2 separate regions of the Homo sapiens genome follow, and region 1 is linked to region 2. A link is a contact called in ENCODE Hi-C or POLR2A ChIA-PET data. All regions are on one chromosome and are shown on one strand. The core of a region is the stretch at or near the end of the contact, and the rest is flanking DNA. Distances in the headings are between cores, read along the strand shown.

Region 1 (3,571 bases), core at 119-2,618, 120 kb before region 2:
AAAAGGACTGGACCAAAGAAAGACTTCAGAAAAAGTCACTTTTCCAAAAAAGCTGCATCTGAATTAGAGAGTATTGCAATAGAAAGCGTAGGTGTAAAGTATCTTCATAATTATTATCACTTGTTCCTCTCTTCTCTAATGTTTGGCACTCTGCTATCAGATTAATCCTTATAAAAACACTTAACGCATCATATAATATTTGTATGAAAATACTTCAATTACTCACCTTACCCACCACATCAAATTCAAATTTTTCTGCTAGGCTTCTAAACCCTTTAATAATTGAATGAAATTTCTGCTCCAAGTTAGTCTCCTAACTTTCCCAAACTTCCAGTATTTCCTTTTGGAACCTCCTCCAATATCCAAATTCTATCATTCTTTCGAAGTACAATTTCAGTTACAATTTATTCATTAACGAGAGATGAAGACACTTTCCAACTACATAGTTTGAGCTCCTAGGTGGGATAAAGTATATAAATGACTTAATATATATGCAGTAATACTCTGTCTAACGAGTAGCAAAGATTAACCTATAATTACTCATCTGGTTTCTCATTTATTTGCAGCACCACGATGCTGAGCAGAGTGAGTAGGTACTAAAAGTACTCTGTTAAATTTTACACACTTCGTTTTGTTAAAATAAACTATTTGTGGACATCACAGTTCCACGAGGCAGAGATTAAACAAAAATAAACAGAAATGGCTCCCAACTTCAATGAATTAAGTAAAACGTTCCTTGAACTTTTAAAAGGAACAATGATGGCGTTATGCATGCGTAGTGCTATATATGCGCTGCTCTTTTCCTTTGAATTTTGGATTAGGTGTGATATTTTTACCTTTTCATTCATGGTTTTGGATTTGGTTAAGAAACGTTTGGCAACGGAGATGTGTAAAAAGCTGACAAGCATCTGCAGCCAAATAAACCACATTACCACCGCCTTTCCAAAAATCACACATAAATGTATGCCTAACTTGAACAATTTCAGCTCAAGCTCGTCTTCTTCGGTCTATGCTGCACCAGAAAACACCCGTTAGTTTAGTAGGAACTGAGCTCTGGTTGTTTCTGGGACTAACATCAAATAAAAAGTAACGACGGGCCCGCCCCTCACCTCCCAGGCTCTGGTTTCTTCCGCCTCCTCCCACCGCTGAGCACGACGAAAACACCGCCAGGCCCAGCGTCCCGGCACCTGCCCGCGCCTTGGGATGGAGAAGGCGTCTGTCTGCAGGCTTCCTTCCTCCGTCCTCTCGCGCTCACCTACAGTGCCGGCCGCCGACAGGAAGACGGCGAGTTCGGGGAGCAGCTACAAGCAAAGTCAAAAATCAGCAAACGTCAACCGTCATCACTTTTCAAACTTGCCGCCTCCTACTGGAAGTCCCGCCCCATTCCGCCAAGCCCACGTCCAACCGCGACGGATGCCGGTTGGGCTCAAGAGACGCCAGGCAGGTGGGACTGGAGTTGTCATGGAAGGGGCAGGGCGCAGGGCGGAACCATTGCTCGCGGAGCTGGCGTCGAGTCGGAACCTCGGACTGCAGGAAGTGGGAGCACCGCGGTTTCGGGGAAGAGACCGGGGTTGAGCGTCTAGCCCATCTCTGCGTGACTTCCGCCAGCGTTTAGAGCGTTTTCGGGGTCCGAGTTGAAGAGCAAAACCAAGTGAAGGAAACTTCACTAAGTTCAGGGTGACAAGGGAGGAAGTACAGAGGTAATTTATAGAATTCCAGAGTAATAATAACTTGTTGAACATTGATTATGTGCCGGGTTTTGTTAGATGCTTATAAGCATCATCTCATTTAGACTTCATTAAAGGGGAGAAAAGGGATAGTGGAGAGATACTATCATCCCCTCAGGTGAGGGCTCTGAATCAGAGAATGCAGTTCTCTGCGCACAGTAGTTCACAAGTAGCATAGCTGGGATATGAACACACATCCTCTGACTCTGTGCTCATAAGCACGACTTCAAGAGGTGGAAGGAACATAACAGTTCATCTGGTCAAATCCTCTCGCTTTCACCGATATGAAAACTGGACTCAGAGAGAAGTGATTTGTTAGAAGTTATACAGTAAGTGGGACTGTAAAGTAGAAACCAGGTCTCCTGATTTTAGCTTCTCCCTCTTCGATCAGTGCTTTTCACCTCTGAACTGTTCCCCAAATTTGCACATTCCTGAGTGAGTTGCATTCTTCAGATAAGGGGCCCTGAAATCTGTATTTTTTTACATGGTATTTTGTTTGTTTGTTTTGGCAAGAGTGGAAACACTGCATTTAACACAAGTTAGGAAGCCATGGCAGGCCTGGTTGTCAGGGGAGAAAGCCATTAAGTTTTATTGAGGTTTGGGACAGGAGAAGACGTAATAGGACTTGTATCTGGTCACAGAGTAGAGCATCATCTGGTGACAGTCGTGTGTTGGATGGGGAACCTGAACTGAATTATGTGAAAAAAGTGCTAGAAAGGTTGTATTGAATGTAGACACAAATTCCGCTGCTTTGTCCTGTCCTGAAGAACTAAACCTATTGATAGTGAAGTCTATACCAATTCTAAATAAAAATACATTTCATATCATTAGTTCAGGGCTTTTGTCTTTCCTTTCAATGTCTATTTACTGATGTAAGTCTCAAAGTCGGAATCTAGTAAGACCCAAAAGGACATTAAGAAAATAGATTTTAAAAAAATATTAGAGTCAGTGAGGAAAGCAGAAAAAAGAGACCTGTCTCATTGACACTTGCCAAATCAAATTGATTACTGATACATGCATAATTTCCACCAAATTATATGTCCTTAGAGGCAGGGAAGGGAACCATAGCGTAGTGACTGAGAGCACATCTCTACGGTCAAAGGGAGTTGGATTGAAATCCCTGATCACACCATTTACTACCTAGGTGGACTTAGGCGAGCTATTTAACCTAACTGAGCTCGTTTCTGCATCTTTAAAATAGGGTGACAGTTCTATCTGCTTTATACGGTATCATGAAGATTAAGTGAATTAGTTCCTGTAGAGTGCTTAATTAAGTGCCTGGCAAAATTGTGAGTACTTGAAAAGTATTAGCTGTTATTTTGACTATTATTATTTATACATGGTCCCTAGGAAAATACCTTGCAAGTGGCAAGTGCTCAACAAATGTCTAAATTGTCGTTGAGAATCTAGAAAAAAAACCAAGCGATTTATGTGAAAGCCAAGATTAGAATGGACCATGGAGAAAGAGAAAAATGAGGCAAAGGAAGAAAAGAGCAAGACAACCATTTTGTTATATCAACAATAAATATTGTTTATTTGGGGGTTAATATTACTATTGATGTGATAAATTGAGTTATATTAGAAGTAAATTATTTATTTAAAAAATGAGTGTTTATTCAAATTACCTTAATTAGAAGGTTAAATCTGACTTTTTAAAACTTTTAGTTGCCTGATACTGGTCAGTGTAAGGTAGAAGGTGGAACATCAGAATTCTCAACCTAGACATTAGTCTAAGAGTTTTGTTATCACCCATAAAAACACAGACTATTGCAGAAAACTTTAGTATTCTTTCTGATTGTAGCATCATAATTTTGTACCCTCACATGTGCTACATTTGCCCTACT
Region 2 (3,579 bases), core at 789-3,288:
CTTTGGGACAGTCAGAAACATGCTTTGATTTTTAGCCCTCGCCAAGACATCACCCTCCATTGCTCTACGTTAAACTTGGGGTTTTTCTTTTCATATTATTATCTCCTCAAGGCCCCTTGGTATCAAATAATGATTTAGACTCTTGTCCCAAGGAGTCTCTTCTACTTGTTTTATATTCCCTTTATTAGATTTAATAGTCAACAACAGTGTCCACATGTCTCAAAAATGATAATTAATTGATTTGCTGATGTTTACTCAGTCAATAGATGGCGGAACTTGGACAGTTTGTTTAACTCATTCAGTATTTACAGATGTCTATGTGCCTGACATTGTGCTTAGTGTTTGGAAGGCTGAGGCAGGAGGATTGCTTGAAGCAAAGAGTTCAAGACCAGCCTGGACACCAAAACTAGACCCTGTGTATTCAAAAAATTTAAAAACTAGCTAGGCATGGTAGCAAGAGTCTTTAGTCCCAGTTACTTAGGAGGCTAAGGTGGGAGGATCGCTTGTGCCCAGGAGTTTGATGATGCAGTGAGCTATAATCATGCCACTTCACTCCAGTCTCTGGTCTGGGTAACAGAGCTAGACTCTGTCTCAAAAACGTGTGTGTCTGTGTGTGTGTGTGTGTGTGTGTGTGTGTGTGTGTGGTTTAGAGCCACAGCTTTCAAACTTTTTTGATTATGATCCATAGTAAGAAATATAGTTTACCTGATGACCCTGTGCACACTTACATATTGATAATTAAAGTCAAAATTTCAGAAAACAATACTTTTTACATCCGATGCACTTGGATATTTGTCTATTCTATTTATTACATTAAAAACATCAGGTCATAATGCACTGCATTGACTTTACAAGCCAGTAACAGGGGTTGATCAACCATTGCCTAAAAAGGGTATATAAAGAGGGAGTCATTTAAAACAACTAATTTCAGATAACAGAGAAAATTATGAGAGTACTGTTCAATTCCAAATTCAGAGCTTTTCTTACGGATTATTCAGTGCCACTTTTTTTAAAGCTTGGACTCATGCCTACCTTTTAGGCATTTATTTACAGATTAACTTATCAGCACCTTGGGCCCCGACAAGATAAGACACAATTCAGGTAAATTTTGGTAAATATTCCTTGAGTGATAGGAAGCAGGAAAAGTTTGAAGGAGAAGGAAAGACAAGCCTAGGCAAGGATGGCTATGGTGGGGAGGTACAAAGAATTACAAAGCATTAGTCATCCAAGCAAAGTATAATCAGAAGACCACTGACAGAATTAACAGAGTTCAGAGATAATATCATTATACTCAATCCCTACTAAGATTTTGGTGTTTGGTCTCCTAGATCACTTTTTTAGTACCTTCACAGACATATGGATTCATAAAGAATATATAGTAATTATTCATATTTGTTTTGATTTATATAAACAGTAATCTTGTCTCTCAGCTCCAGAAAACCTTGCCTGGTGCTTCCTGAAGGCTCACAACATCCCAGCCCGGCCTCCATCACTTACTTATAATGTGTTTTGGGGTCTTGAGGGCAGGGAGCTTTCTCTTTCTTCTCTGAATTCCTAGCATCCAGCTGAGTGCCTGGCACTTGGTAAGTATTCACATACACATTCCTTGAATTCCCTAGATTTCAGTTTCCTTCACTGTGAAACAAAGTGGGCTAAACGATCTCCAGGAGCCCTTACAGTCCTAAGAATCTATGACTTTGACCGATCTGAAGTGGTCCAAGACACTTTGCTTCACAGGAAGCTCACATCTTCCTTGTGATTGGCCTGAGATTAGGAGTTCAAACAACCAATGACCTGTGCACAGTTTAGGGCCTAACCCTGCCCTGGCCGGTTAGCAAGAGAGTGTTGTGATAAGAGCAGATGAAAGCCTTATGCCACAGTAGTGCCTGTAGCAGAGAAAGGATTCCCTCCTCCACCTCAGGGCCCACTGCTGCTGCTCTCCAGCCTGCAGTTTCCTCTAAGGCTCTGGATTGGCTGGAAGAGCAACAGAGGGCTGGGAAAGAGCTTCTATATATACCTCAGGAGGAAAGGCATCCCAGACAGTTTTGAAGTTTTCAAAGACTGGCTCTGCTGTTAAGAAGTTGTACTTAAAGCGGAGGAGCTAAGCCACCTGCCAAAATGTGCAAAGGACTTGCAGCTTTGCCCCACTCATGCCTGGAAAGGTGAGAACCAAGTTATTTTTGTTTAAGAGATGCAGATATGGAGAATCTTTACTCAAGGGAGGCTGCCCAGTGGTAACAGAGGTATTGTAGTTTATGGCTAAGCTGAGGTGAAACAGGTGCTTGACTGTAGATTGGGTATTATCTCTTCTCTGTAAACAATATAGAGATTTTGAAAGATCCAAGCTAGGAGATTAATACAATATAGAGTATTTCATACATCATTTAATATCCAGAACATCATTTCCTTCAAGGAGATGCCTATTCTATAAGTCCTTATTTAGAGTAAAAACTGTATGGTTAAGGATATAGATTCCAACATTAAACTGTCTAGATTAGAACCCTGGCTCTACTACTTACTATTTGTGTAAGTACTATTTGGGCAATTTATTTAACCTCTATGTAGCTCAGTTTCCTTATCTGTAAAATGGAGATACCGAGAGTTCTCTACCTCACAGGCTGGTTATGAGGACTGAATGAATTAATATATATGAAGCACTCAGAACCATGTCTGGCACCTAGTAGACTGTATAAATGTTAATTTTTATTAATGTACAGGGACTGGGAGAGGGAGGCAAGTTTGCAGTGAGGAAGAGGAAATTTCCCATTGTTCTTTGTTCTCTGACCTCATTAGATAGAAGTAACTGGATGGCTAGACAGAGAAAAAGCCCTTGGGACACAGGGGTTATTTATTAGCTAGCATTCTTTTTCAGACAAATGCATCAAAATCTTTGAGGCTCCCTGGTTGTCCGTAGGCTGGACAATATTCTGGAGAGAATCCTAGGTATCTAGGCTAAGCAAATAGAAGAACAAATATCTTACTTGTTAGAAAACTTAACCCAACCATCCTCTCTGATGGAGAGAAGTAGGGATGTTTCTCCTTTTATTGAGAATGGATTTGATTAAATTGGGTTTGATCCCTCGTTATTTAAAGTAAATAAAGAAGATCCTTGCACAGATGTTCAGCCCTAAAGGCATTAGCAGTGTTTGTCTCGGAAGATTTTATTGTTTAAAGGGCCATCTATGACTTCTGTCTCTTACAAGTTCAGGTCTTCTTTTTGATGCCTTCCACTCTAGAAATAACCTAAAAATAATTTTTAAGGAGATAACATTGTAGCATATAATTTTTTCTCCCAACAATACTATCTAGTAACTGAATATGAAACCTCCAGGGAGACTTACTCTCTGAATTATGGCTTCCAAACTTTTTTTTATTATGATCCATAGTAAGAAATATAGTTTACCTAATGACCTTGTGCATACTTACATATTGATAATTAAATAAAAGCATAGAATATTATTATTGTTTTTTAAATTTACATAAAAGAAACTTGTAGCTGTTAAGTTGTAGAAGTTAGATTGTAAATAAGGGATCAATATTGTCTATTGTACCAACCCTGGGGAAGAGGATAGGTTTTAA

What was found. Hi-C counts contacts between places; a loop is a spot of excess contacts on that map. ChIA-PET counts read pairs that join two places held with the same protein, here RNA polymerase II (POLR2A). Pooled maps may share reads with other maps.
Region 1: a map of endothelial cell of umbilical vein shows a loop between it and region 2 (2.4-fold over the local background). The contact joins the promoter of NUF2 here to the promoter of RGS5 in region 2. A Hi-C loop is called at or near these places in 7 of 168 maps with a recorded cell type or tissue (GM12878, aorta, ascending aorta and 3 more), 2 of 37 single-sample maps with no recorded cell type and 9 of 50 pooled maps. POLR2A ChIA-PET finds 5 or more read pairs at or near these places in 6 of 52 experiments (H1, SK-N-SH, WTC11 and 2 more).

What each region holds. Positions count from the first base shown.
Region 1 is chr1:163,319,751-163,323,321 of GRCh38, reverse strand. NUF2 (NUF2 component of NDC80 kinetochore complex) reads right to left here and starts at 1,368. Exons shown (of 14, transcript NM_145697.3): 1 at 1,110-1,368. It overlaps LOC127814295 (a long non-coding RNA gene), which reads left to right and starts at 1,587. Exons shown (of 5, transcript NR_182654.1): 1 at 1,587-1,700. It also overlaps a transcript of RGS5 not described here. RefSeq lists enhancers at 1,149-1,378, 1,419-1,628.
Region 2 is chr1:163,201,375-163,204,953 of GRCh38, reverse strand. It overlaps RGS5 (regulator of G protein signaling 5), which reads left to right and starts at 2,038. Exons shown (of 5, transcript NM_003617.4): 1 at 2,038-2,162. The coding sequence starts at 2,119. All of the region lies in intron 2 of RGS5-AS1 (RGS5 antisense RNA 1), which reads right to left. RefSeq lists an enhancer at 1,309-1,974.